Regions from separate parts of the Homo sapiens genome. Here region 1 is linked to region 2. Evidence: chromatin contacts called from ENCODE Hi-C data. All regions are on one chromosome and are shown on one strand. Each heading gives the region's core, a stretch centred on a gene start or an enhancer-like site at or near the end of the contact. The rest is flanking DNA. Distances are from core to core; before and after follow the strand shown.

Region 1 (6,377 bases), core at 370-2,869, 270 kb after region 2:
CAGTTTCTCCTTCTATTTCCCCATCTTCCTCCCCCACCTCCCTGTGTAGTTCTAGGGGGAAAAAATGTGTTGTTTTCCTTTTTTTCTGATGCTTCTAATATTAAATGCGTCTATTTTCCCACTCTCCATTGTCTTGAGGTCTTCCCCTACCCACCCTGCCTAGTTCTGTCACGTCCCTTCTTTCCCTGTATCACAACAATGTTCTCCCTTTCTCACCTTTGTTTCTCTTCATACTTGTTTCTCTCTCTGTGTCTCTCTCATTCTCTTCCCTTCCAAATGTAGTATTTGGAGACTGTAATATCGATTGAGGCAGACAATAGAAAACTGTCGAACCTCCACTGTAAATTCATTCTTAATCCTATGAAAAAATGCATCCTGAAACGTGTTGCATGCACAGTGAGACAAAAACCTGTGTCTTTAGGTTTCCTGCGATCTAGCTTGGAGGCGGGTTGGGGGGGTGTGGAGGGAAGTGCTGGAGAAATTATCCCATTATTGACTGAGCAGCAAAGAATTTTCAAGAACAGTGATTCTCCTAGAAAAAGTATTGCTGCTGCCATTTCAATGCAAAATTTGGCTTTTGAGTAAAAGGCTTAGGTTTTTATCTTCCGGGGAGAAAAAAAAAACCCAAAAGACAAAAAAAAAAAAAAAAAAGGTCATAGCGTCCCTGGGTGGGCTCGAACCACCAACCTTTCGGTTAACAGCCGAACGCGCTAACCGATTGCGCCACAGAGACCGAGTCGACTACCGGCGTAGTAGTGAGCCGAGTCAATGGGAGCGAGCCTGGACGGCGCAGACGCCGTAAGAGATGCCGCCATCGGGCGAAATAAGTGGAACCCGGGGGAGAAAGGGAAGGATCCTGATGGGGGAGGGAGGCGAAAGAGCTTGGGAGGAGAGGACGCGGGACGTGCACGCCCTTCCTCCATTGGAACGGCGAGAGGTCGACTCTGGCTATCCTCAGGTTCTACCTCAAACGTGGAGAGGCGCGGAACGTCCCTTTTTAGGGTGACCTGAGATTGAGGATACGTGAAGTCGGGCCGCAGGAAGTCCCCCAAATCAGAACAAGCTTCGGCTTCCAAACTCCCTTTCACAGCTGAACCCCTGCAGCCGCAAAATACCCGCGACGCCTACACGCGACGCCTTCCCCTTCCCACCTGCATCATTAAATTTCCATTTAATGGGCGCCTCCTATATACTAGGCACTGTTGTGGGCCAGTGAATATTCCGAGCCTAGGCAAGTGCCTGGTACACAGTAAACGCAGGATTTCTGGAGTGAATAAATAAGCTAGCACGACTAATACGACGAACTCATACATCACGTTGATAAGCGTCACGGTGCCCCTTCAGCTGGGGCCGCAGCTTCCTAAACCCAGTTTCACCAGCCCACGTGCGCGCAGGCTCCGCCCCCAGTCCCTGAGGTCCCGAGTCCAGGTCCGCCGAGATCCCACTATGCACCGTGTCGCAAGTCTCTTCCGCAGCCACAGTGACTTTTCACTTCCGCTTTTCCCGCCTCCGTTTTGACTTTGCAACCAAACTACCTGTACTGGTGACCGACAGGGACGTGTGACCAATAGAAAGCCCAGATGTCCAGGAAGAGTCCGCCTATCAGCCAATGAAGAGACAGCAGTGAGAGCGGTTGCGCAGTGAAGGCTAGACCCGGTTTACTGGAATTGCTCTGGCGATCGAGGGATCCTAGTACACCGCAATCATGGTGAGATGGGGAGTTAAAGCAAAGGGGCATGGGGAAGGATTGAGAAGCGGAGGGGGTCAGGAGAGGCTTGGGGACGAAAAGGGCCTAGGGTCGATGGAAGGAAGCGGTTTCAGTTCGAGGGGAGCGGGCCCCGGTGAGGACCAAGAGGGTGAGTGCGGCTCATTGCCGCCACACAGTGCTCATCCCAGCTGGAGAACCAGGGGTTCAGACGCCTCCGGAATGGAGAACGGGCGTACAGGAGCCTCCGCATCAGGAGCTGGGCCGGGGGCTGTGGCAGCGTTTGACCCCCCGCGCTGACCCCTCCGCTCTGTCTGTCCTAGTCTATTATGTCCTATAACGGAGGGGCCGTCATGGCCATGAAGGGGAAGAACTGTGTGGCCATCGCTGCAGACAGGCGCTTCGGGATCCAGGCCCAGATGGTGACCACGGACTTCCAGAAGATCTTTCCCATGGGTGACCGGCTGTACATCGGTCTGGCCGGGCTCGCCACTGACGTCCAGACAGTGTAAGTTTCAAGGGTCCCCGCCCACACCCAGGCCTCTTCTTGGACCATCCAACCCCGGCGTCTTGACCGGCCAAGGTGTCAGTCATCTACCACACACCACCAGTGAGTTTGAGACTTTGCCGCCTCCAAAAAACATGTCCTTCCCTTTCTTTTTTTTTTTTTTAGACAGGGACTTGCTCTGTCACCCAGGCTGGAGCTCAGTGGCATGATCTCAGCTCACTGCAACCTCCACCTCCCAGGCTCAAGCGATTCTCGTGCCTCAGCCTCCTAAGTAGCTGGGACTACAGGCGCGCACCACCATGCCTGGCTAATTTTTGTATTTTTAGTAGAGACAGGGTTTCACCATGTTGGCCAGGCTAGTTTCGAACTCCTGACCTCAAGTGATCCACCTGCCTCAGCCTCCCAAAGTGCTGGGATTACAGGCATGAGCCACCACACCTGGCCTGACTTTGATTTTGACAACAATTTTGAGCAGACAAGACAAGCCCAATAGAAACATCTTGCAAGCAGTTGGGGTTTTGTTATTACATCTCAGGGTTGGGGAAGCATTGGCAATGTGCCAAATCTATGGGAGCAGATTCTGGAGAGACAAAGTCTGTAGGGAGGGAAATAATGAGCGGCAGTTTGAGAGCTGAACGTTACATTTAGCAGTGAGGGGCGAAGAGAAGCCAGAGAAGAATAAGAGAGGAAAAGAACGGTGATAGGTTTTCAGGAGGGAATACGTGGTCACAGGGGGCAGGTCCTGCAGGGTACTGGTGCCTGAGGAGCAGCAGGTCCTGGATTTGTTTCCTAGAAGGTGGAGAGACTAGCTCACAAGCGTGGGTGGATGCCTGTCAGAAAATGTTCTCATTTCGGCTGGGCGCGGTGGCTCACACCTGTAATCCCAACACTTTGGGAGGCTGAGGTGGGCGGATATCTTGAGATCAGGAGTTCCAGACCAGCCTGGCCAACATGGTGAAACGCTGTCTCTACTAAAAATACAAAAATTAGCCAGGCTGGGTGGTGGGCACCTGTAATCCCAGCTACTCGGGAGGCTGAGGCTGGAGAATTGCTTGAACCTGACAGACGGACGTTGCAGTGAGCTGAAATTGTGCCACTGCACTCTAGCCTGGGCAACAGAGCGAGACTCTGTCTCAAACAAAATAAAAAAAGAAAGAATAAAAGAAAATGTTCTCATTTCTCTTAAAACTCCCTGAGTCTCAAGAACATAACACTTACTGAGATCTCACCCAGCCTGCCCTTTTTTCCTGTCTGGTAGAGTCAGAGAATGACATCCTGGGGTTCCTGTCAGTGAAGTCTCCCGTGAGCCTTCCCTTCTGCAGTCACTGCTGTTCTCACACCATTTCCTTTTCTTCAGAGGGCTTTTCTCACTGCGTTTGCTTCCTTCTGGGCAATGACTGCTCATTTCACTAGGCCTCAGTTTCCTTACCTGGAAGATGAAGCTCAAGTCATTTCTAAGTCTCTTTGCTCTGGTGTCCTGAGACTCATTGCTTTTCCTCCAGCAGGTGTGGCATTGGTCTGCTCTATGCAGGGGCCTATCCTGGGGCTCTGAGATGGAACTGGCAAGCTGTGACCTTTTTTCCTTTTTTCACCAGAGCTGCCAAATGGCCTTTTTCTAAGGCATCTTTCAAGTCTGTTAGCACATAGCACAGCAGTTGGTGCTGCCCCCTTTTTTTTTTTTTTGTCACCCAGGCTGGTGACATAAACTTAACTCACTGCAACCTCCGCCTCCAAGGCTCAAGTGATCCTCCCACCTCACCCTCCCAAGTAGCTGGGACTACAGGTGTGTGCCACCATGCCCAGCTAATTTTTGTAGTTATTGTAAGAGGCAAGGTTTCGCTATGTTGCCCACAGCTGAACTCCTGAGCTCAAGCAATCCTTCCGCCTCAGTCTCCCAAAGTGCTGGGATTACAGGTGTGACCCACTGCGCCCAGCCTAAACATTTTTAATATGGAACGCTTCACAAATTTGCATGTCATCCTTCTGCTAATCTTCCCTGTATTATTCCAGTTTTAATATATGTGCTGCTGGCCAGGCGTAGTGGCTCACGCCTGTAATCCCAGCACTTTGGGAGGCCAAGGTGGGCAGATCACGAAGTCAGGAGATCGAGACCATCCTGGCTAACACCGTGAAACCCCATCTCTACTAAAAATACAAAAAGTTAGCCGGGAGTGGTGGCGGGCGCCTGTAGTCCCAGCTACTTGAGAGGCTGAGGCAGGAGAATAGCGTGAACCCGGGTGGCGGAGCTTGCAGTGAGCCGAGACTGACTGCGCCACTGCACTCCAGCCTGGGCGACGAGTGAGACTCCGTCTAAAAAAAAAAAAAATATATATATATATATATATATATGTGTGTGTGTGTGTGTGTGTGTGTGTGTGTGTGCTGCCAAAGCAAGCACCAGTTGCTACTTCCTAACACATGTAAGACTACAGTTTTCCCTGGGCAGGGACTGAGATGAGATGTCTCCTTATGTTTCCCTGACCTCAACAGGGTAGACACTCAGGAATATTCAATAATGACTTACTAACTCACTTTTCTCCTACCTCAGTGCCCAGCGCCTCAAGTTCCGGCTGAACCTGTATGAGTTGAAGGAAGGTCGGCAGATCAAACCTTATACCCTCATGAGCATGGTGGCCAACCTCTTGTATGAGAAACGGTGAGTGCAAGTGTAGCTAGCACTGAGGGAATGCAGACATCTTTGAATGTAGTATGGAGTAGGTACTGAGGAAGAGGACTCTCCTTGTTTTTCCATCTCTTATTTGCAGGATAATATCCTTATTTTATGGGTGTGTTTTCTTTGGGCCTGTCTGGCAACCAGATAGGAAAGAAAATACTTATGTTGGAAGAAGGCAAGGAATGCACATAGCAGATAAATTTGCATCTAGGCAAAAGAGTTAGTCCCACCAGAGTGTTCTGGGGTCTCCCAGCAGGAGCCACTCTTGCCCTAGAGCTATTCTGTCAGCACTGGCTTCTTGGGAATAGCAGGGAGCCTAGGAATGGGGTGTTCATTTTCGTCAGTTCTCCTTGAGGGCTTTATGGTGAGAAACAAGGGGCCTAACTGTAGAATTTAGTGCAGAAATCTAGGATGGAATTGAAAGGAAACCCTGTGGGTGCTTTCTACCTCTGGGCAAACCTGGGTGGCCAGAATATAAGTTGAGCTCTCTTTTTCTTTTTTTTTTGAGACGGAGTCTTGCTCTGTCACCCAGGCTGGAGTGCAGTGGCGTGATCTCGGCTCACTGCAACCTCCACCTCCCAGGTTCAATCGATTCTTCTGCCTCAGCCTGCCATGTAGCTGGGACCACAGGTCCATATCACCACACCCGGCTAATTTTTGTATTTTCAGTAGAGACAGAGTTTCAACATGTGGGTCAGGCTGGTCTCGAACTCCTGACCTCAGGTGATCCACCTACCTTGGCCTCCCAAAGTCCTATTATAGGCATGAGCCACCATGCCTGGCCTGATCTCTTTTTTTTTCTTTTCTTTTAACTTTTTATTTTGAAGTAATTTTTGTAATTTGTAAAAATACCCTTTAGCTTTCAAAAACTTTTTCTTTTTTTTTTTTTGAGATGGTGTCTTGCTCTGTCGCCCTGGTGTGCAATCACGGCTCACTGCAATCTCCACCTCCCGGGTCCAAGTGATTTTCCTGCCTCAGCCTCCTGAGTAGCTGGGATTACAGGTGTGTGCCATCACACCTGGCTAATTTTTTTTTTTTTTTTTTTTTTTTTTTAGTAGAGACAAGGTTTCACCACGCTGGTCGGGCTGGTCTTGAACTCCTGACCTCAACTGATCTACTGCCTCCGCTTCTCAAAGTGCTGGGATTACAGGCATGAGCCACTGCGCCCTGCAAAAAGTCTTATAAAGTTGTAACAATTAACTCATATTTGGATGTATATTAAATGGCTTGCTGGGCGTGGTGGCTCATGCCTGTAATCCCAGTACTTTGGGAGGCCAAGGAAGGTGGATCACTTGAGGTCAGGAGTTCGAGACCAGCCTGGTCAACATGGTGAAACCTCATCTCTACTAAAAATACAAAAATTAGCTGGGTGTGGTGGTGCACGCCTGTAATCCCAGCCACTCGGGAAGCTGAAGCATGAGAATTGTTGAACTTGGGAGGCAGAGGTTGTAGTGAGCCAAGATCATGCCACTGTACTCCAGCCTTGGTGA
Region 2 (6,483 bases), core at 161-2,660:
GCCGTCTCAGGGAGTGGCTCCATTGGATTTGGGGTGTGGAAAGTCCCTTGCATGGGGTGAGGGCATAAACAGGCGCTATATTGAGCCTGGACTAGAGAGTGGCATGGGTCCTGCTGCAGCTGAGGCATGGGATGACCAAGGGTGGGCCGCAGAACAGCAGGGGCCACGCTCTGAGTGGGACAGAAGGAGAGGGCCGCCAGTGAGGCTGGGGTGAGGGCAGACACTTCACTCTGGAGGAACCAGGAAGCACTGGCCAGGGCATTGGGTTTGGCAGCTGGGAGATGAGAGGAGCTCACACCTGAGGGCCAGGAGGTAACGGAGTCGGGTGGGCAGGAGCCGCACTGGGTGTGTGTGAGATGAGGGGGCCATGCTGGCAGGCAGCTGGTCCAAGCCAGGGCCAGCTGGGGGCATACGAGGTATATTGGGTGTGTTGTTTTGTCTTGGATATCATTGTGTCATTTGTTGTGGGTCGTGCTGGGAGTAAGTGTAGTGGGGGATGAATCTAACCCCTGGTGAGCCTGTGGGGAGTGTATTGTTTATGGGATTGTCTGGCATTAAGCTGTGGATCCATTGTAATGAGTGTGTGTACTGCTGTACTGTGTCTCTTTGTTGGGGGTATTAGGTCGCTTTCTGGGCCTGAGTTATTCTGAGCCATTCCCAGCGAGGCGGCTGTGCCCAACTTGGTTGCAATGTGGGGTGATGGTGCCCCCTGGAGGACAGAAGGGACAACGACCCGGCCGTTAGTTCTTGTACTCGACAACCATTTATTTTAGAGTAGGGTTTCTCAATCTCAGTGGACATTTTGGGAAGAACAATTATTTGTTGTGTGGGGTTGTCCTGTGCACTGGAGGGAATTTGACATCATCCCTGGCCTCGATCCACTAGATGCAAGTGGCACCTCCCAGTTGGGAAAATCAAAATGGCTCCAGACATTGTCAAATGTCCTCTGTGGGTGGAGTGGGAGTTTGGGGGACAAAATTGCCTCCTTCTGTTAGAACTACTGATTTAGGGCCATGTAAGTACCAGGTTAACTGTCCTTGCTAGGTGATAGGAGCACAGTGGGAAATGAGACAGACGGGATCCTGTCTCCTCCTGGAGCTTACAGTCCTGCAGGGAGACAGGCATGAACACGGAAACAAAAGCAGAAAATAATGACAAATTGGGTTAAGCGCCAGGAAGGAAACAAAGTCAGGGCTGGGGTGCAGGTGACAGGGCAGTGGTGAAGGTGGCTGCTTTAGCTATGAGGGTCAGAGAAGGCCTCTTTGAAGAGCGACTTTTAGGCGGGGATGAGGAGCCAGTTGTGTGGAGGCGGGGAGGAAAGTTCTGGTTGAGGAAACCAGCACATGCAGAGGACCTGAGACAGGAAGGAGCCGGCACGAATGACTGCTGTGTCACGGATGCTTAAACTGTGCCCAGTGGAGGCAGCAGCTGCCACTCACTGTCTCCCCACAGTGCCTGGGACTTTCTGTGCATGGGGAGGTGTTGGAGCCCACGCACTGGCAGGAGCAGGGAGGGGCTGGGGCCAAGTGTGAGTGTGGGCACAGGACCTCTCTGGGGACTCAGTTCTGCTGCCACCATCCTGATGAGTAGAGAGCTTGGTCTAAGTAGGTCCCAGGGAGGGCCTGGTGGGCTTGATTGGGCTCTGGGGTGAATGATCGTGGAGGCATGGGCATCGGGCTGGGCCTGCCTGTGCCTGACATCTGACCCCTCCCCCAGCGCTGGCAAGACCTCAATGTGATCAGCAGCCTGCTCAAGTCCTTCTTCCGAAAGCTGCCCGAGCCTCTTTTCACTGATGGTGAGTAGGAGGTGGAAGTGGGGCGGGGAGGGGACACCAGTCCGTGCCTCACCCTGACCACTACTTTTGCATTTGGTTTGTTGGTTTTACTCTTTTTTTTTTTTTTTGAGACAGTCTTGCTCTGTTGCCCAGGCTGGAGTGCAGTGGCGCAATCACGGCTCATTGCAGCCTCAAGCTACTGGGCTCAAGCGATCCTCCCACCTCAGCCTCCTGAGTAGCTGAGACAGCAGGTGAACACCACCACACCCAGCTAATTTAAAAGTTTTTTTTCAGAGATGGGGGGAGTTTCTCACTATGTTGCTCAGACTGGTGTTGCACTCCTGGGCTCAATCAATCCTCCTGCCTGCCCCAGCCTCACAAAATGCTGGGATTACAGGCATGAGCCACCACGCTGGCTTTTTTTTTTTTTTTTTTTTAACACAAAAGCTTATTTAAAAAACATAGATTGTACAGATGTGAATGAAGAAAACAGCACAGGACCCTGTGAATGTCCTGCTCCCTTTCACGGGAGGTTGTGGCTAACACTTTCTGAGCATTAGAGTGTGCCAAGCACAACTCCCTACAGCAACTCCATGAGGAAGGTGCTATTGTCTTCCCTCTACAGATTAGGAAACCAAGGCTCAGAGAAGTTTAATGCCTTGCCCAAGGTCGCACAGGTTGTAAATGGCAGAGCCAGGATTCCACCCCAGGCGTCGGGCACCGACGGGCTTTGGCCGTTTGCTGAACTGCTTATTCACAATCTGTTGTGTTTCTCTCCTGGCCCTCTTATATGCATGGCAGAGATACACACGTGCCTGCGTGGGGTTTGGATTTGGGTGGGTTCAGGGGTGTGCTGGCAGATGTTTAACATCTGTCTCTGGGGGAAAAAAGCCCTAATGCCTAGCGTTTTCCAGCTTCCATGGCGTAAATACTCCTACCATGGTTTATTTCAAGCCACCAACATGATGTCACCAACATGGAATTGGGAAGAGAGGCACACAGTCGCTCTCAGGAGCTGGTGTGAGCGGGCTCCAGCACACCGCTGGTTGAGTTGTTTTTAACAAAAGCAGAGTTGTAATTCTGAGATTCATTCGTGTCAGTGCAGAGAGCTCTACCTCATTCTTCTTTTAAATCAGCCACATAGAATTTCATGGTTTGAATAGACTACAATTTCTTTAAGTACTCCTCTATTGATGGATATTTAGGTTGTCTTCAAATGTTTGCTATTACACAACCTGTTGCAATGGCTTTCCTTGAATAAGTCCTTGCACGCCTGGATCTGTGCTCTCTAAGGAGATTCTTAGATGTAGAATTGCTGGGTCAAAGTCCCGGTGAACCTTTCTGAGACCAGTGTCAATTGCACTCTGAGAAAGAGGCCCTGGTTTAGACTCCCACTAAAATGTAGGAGTCTGTCTCTCCACATCCCCAACAGCATTGGATATTATAACTATTATTGTTACTTGAAGGCCAGGCATGGTGGCTTATGCCTGTGATCCCAGCACTTTGGAAGGCTGAGGCGGGTGGATCACCTGAGGTCAGGAGTTCAAGACCAGCCTGACTGTGGTGAAACCCCGTCTCTACTAAAAATACAAAAATTAGCTGGATGTGGTGGCGGGTGCCTGTAGTCCCAGCTGCTAGGGAGGCCGAGACAGGAGAATTGCTTGATCCCAGGAGGCAGAGGTTGCAGTGAGCCAAGATCGCACCACTGCACTTCAGCCTGGGTGACAGAGCAAGACTCCATCTCAAAATAAATAAATAAATAAATAATACAATAAAATAAAAATAAAAATACTATTATTTGACACAGAATCTTGCTCTGTTGCCCAGACTGGAATGCAGTGGCGCAATCATGGCTCACTGCAGCCTCAACCTCCTGGGCTCAAGTGATCCTCCCATCTCAGCCTCCTGAGTAGTTGGGACTACAGGTTTGTGCCACCACACCCAGCTAATTAAAAAAAAATTTTTTTTGGTAGAGGCAGGGTCTCACTACATTGCTCAGACTGGTCTTCAACTCCTGGTCTAAAGTGATCATCGCGCCTCGGCCTTTCAAAGTGCTGGGATTTTAGGCTTGAGCCACCTCACCCAGACAGCATTAAATATTATTAACATTTTAAACTTTTGCTAATCAGATAAGGGAAATGGTATCTCATTATTGTTTTTATTTTCATTGCCCTCATTACTAGGGAGATTAAATCTTTTTTCATTAGCATATTGGCTGTTTCTATTTTCTCTGTAATTGCTCGATCAGACCATGTGCCCATTTTTCTGTTGCGTTGTTTATCTTTTTCTTATGTTGATTTGCGGGAGAAAAGCTCTTTGTGTTTTACAGCTATTAACCCTTTGTTAGTTTTTGCAAATATTTGCTTTGGCCTGCCATTTGCCTTTCACTTTGCAGTATAGAAACTGAAAACAAATTTTTTGTTGTTGTTGTTTTGTTTTGTTTTTTGAGACAGAGTTTCACTCTTGTCGCCCAAGCTGGAGTGCAATGGTGTGATCTTGGCTCACTGCAACCTCTGCCTCCTGGGTTCAAGCGATTCTCCTGCCTCAGTCTCCCGAACAGCTGGGATTACAGGTGCCCACCATCATGCCCAGCTAATTTTTGTATTTTTGGTAGAGACGGGGTTTCACCACGTTGGCCAGGCTGGTCTTGAACTCCTGACCTCAGGTGATTCACCCTCCTTGGCCTCCCAAAGTGCTGGGATTACAGGCGTGAGCCACCGCGCCCTGCCTAACAATTTTTAATTTTATTTTTATTTAATTTTATTTATTTTCTTGAGACTGAGTCTCACCCTGTCATCCAGGCTGGAGTGCAGTGTTACGATCTCGGCTCACTGCAACCTCCGCCTCCCGGGTTCAAGCCATTCTCCTGTCTCAGCCTCCCAAGTAGCTGGGATTACAGGCGCCTACCACCATGCCCAGTTAATTTTTATATTTTTAGTAAAGATGAGGTTTTGCCACATTGGCCAGGCTGGTCTTGAACTCCTGATCTCAAGTGATCAGCTGATGCGCCTCAGCCTTCCAAAGTGCTGGGATTACAGATGTGAGCCACTGTGCCTGGCCGAAAACAATTGTTTAAAATGTGACCAAAGCTGTTCATCTTTTCTTCATGGATTCTGCATCTCATGTTTAGGATGGCCTTAGGATTATAAAAATATTTTCTTACTTTTTCCCCAGTGCTTTTATAATTTTCACAGTTGGCTCTGCCGTGTGATTGCATTTGTGTATTGTGAGCTAGAAATGATCCCCCCGCCCCCGATGGTAGCCATTTGTCCCGGGGACATCTGTTGAGGCCCCCATCCTTCCCCCCGATTGGAAGTGCTGCCTTTATCATATAATAAATATCCATATGGCCCGCTTCCCCCCTTTCTAGCCTTAACATTGCTCTGCCTTTTCTGCCGTGCCAGCCGGCTTCAGTTGTGCCATCCATTCGGGATGTTTCAGTCCCTGGTAGGGCAGATCCTCCCGCGTTACTCTTTCTTTAAAAACTATTCCTGGCTGTCTTTGTGCGTTAGCTCATCCAGATGAATTTCAGAATAGGCTTATCATGTTCCATTTTTTAAAGGTCCCCATGGACTTGTTCTGAAGGGAGTTGGGGTAATCCTTGGTGGAGGCTGTCTGAAGCCCCTCCTCCTCTCCAGGTGCCCTTCTCTTCTGACCTGCTGAACCTTGGTGTCCATGTCCTGGAGACGGGGGCAGGGACCCCTTTTCTGGGATCAGCATGCAGCTCAGATGGTATTGCCTCCCAAATGAACACAGCTGGGCTACCCCAGGTCAGGTGCACACCCGAGTGTAGCTGTGGTGAGTGCAGCTGTGGTGAGTGCAGCTGTGGTGGGTGTGTTCACATACACAAGAGGCTGTCGCCCACGCTGGAGCCCCCGAACTGGAGGAGTTCAAAACACAGCCCTCCCAGCAGGGCCCTTGGCCGGGAGAACAGGGGAAGGCGCTGCCCCCACCTCTCTAAAGAGTCTCCGCTGTGTTCTAGACAAATACAACGACTTCATCGAGGCCAACCGCATTGAGGACGCGCGGGAGCGAATGAGGACGCTGCGGAAGCTGGTAAGGAGAGAGAGGTGCTGTCAGACACGAGGTGGGGCAGCTGCCTGAGCACCTCTGTCCCAGGAGGCAGGGAGTCCGGTGCTGCCCACGACCCCTGTGGCCTTGGAGAAGCCCCGCTCCACTCAGGGCCTCAGTTTCCCCGTCCATACAAGAGAACGGGGGGTTAGAGGATAGGTTCCAGACTCCCTGAGGCATGGTAGTGGGAGATCTTTGGGGCATGGTGATGACGGGGGACAGGGGCAGGCCCTTACAGCCTGTCCCCATGCCCCTCCTCTCTCCTGCTCAGATCCGGGATCTCCCAGGACACTACTATGAAACGCTCAAATTCCTTGTGGGCCATCTCAAGACCATCGCTGACCACTCTGAGAAAAACAAGGTGGGTAGGAGTCCCGCATGGAGTCTGGGGGAGGCAAGCACGGACTTACTGTGTGAGGGCCCTCAGCACGCACTGAGCTCCAGCAGGTCCAGTAACTCAGGCCCCTCTAGGCACGCCCTCCTCCTATGACTGCTCCGTCCCCACCCCGCTCCTACATGCTGGTCAGTGCTTTCCCCCAGAGAGCCATCTCCTGAGTTTCTGAGGGCTTTCCAGAGGCAGGGAACCCCGGCCCCCCGTATCCGATGCATTGCCATCCTCCGACTTAGCTCAAGTCCCT

Evidence for each region. Hi-C counts contacts between places; a loop is a spot of excess contacts on that map. Pooled maps may share reads with other maps.
Region 1: a loop to region 2 is called in a pooled map, with 6 times the contacts of the local background. The contact joins the promoter of PSMB3 here to the enhancer-like site in region 2. A Hi-C loop is called at or near these places in 1 of 37 single-sample maps with no recorded cell type and 8 of 50 pooled maps.

The regions. Positions count from the first base shown.
Region 1 is chr17:38,751,122-38,757,498 of GRCh38, forward strand. PSMB3 (proteasome 20S subunit beta 3) reads left to right here and starts at 1,620. Exons shown (of 6, transcript NM_002795.4): 1 at 1,620-1,708; 2 at 2,029-2,213; 3 at 4,762-4,869. The coding sequence starts at 1,706. TRN-GTT2-5 (tRNA-Asn (anticodon GTT) 2-5) reads right to left here and starts at 733; the gene lies at 660-733. It overlaps LOC100287808 (a long non-coding RNA gene), which reads left to right. Exons shown (of 1, transcript NR_149004.1): 1 at 1-631. It also overlaps the pseudogene RNU6-866P.
Region 2 is chr17:38,484,346-38,490,828 of GRCh38, forward strand. ARHGAP23 (Rho GTPase activating protein 23) reads left to right here. Exons shown (of 24, transcript NM_001199417.2): 17 at 1,717-1,795; 18 at 5,757-5,830; 19 at 6,117-6,206. Among named protein-coding and RNA genes, the nearest start is that of ARHGAP23, 59 kb to the left of the region's middle. RefSeq lists an enhancer at 145-666. Within about 2 kb of position 1,411, at least 8 of the 41 ENCODE cell types and tissues checked have a DNase peak (open chromatin) inside an H3K27ac peak, as active enhancers do.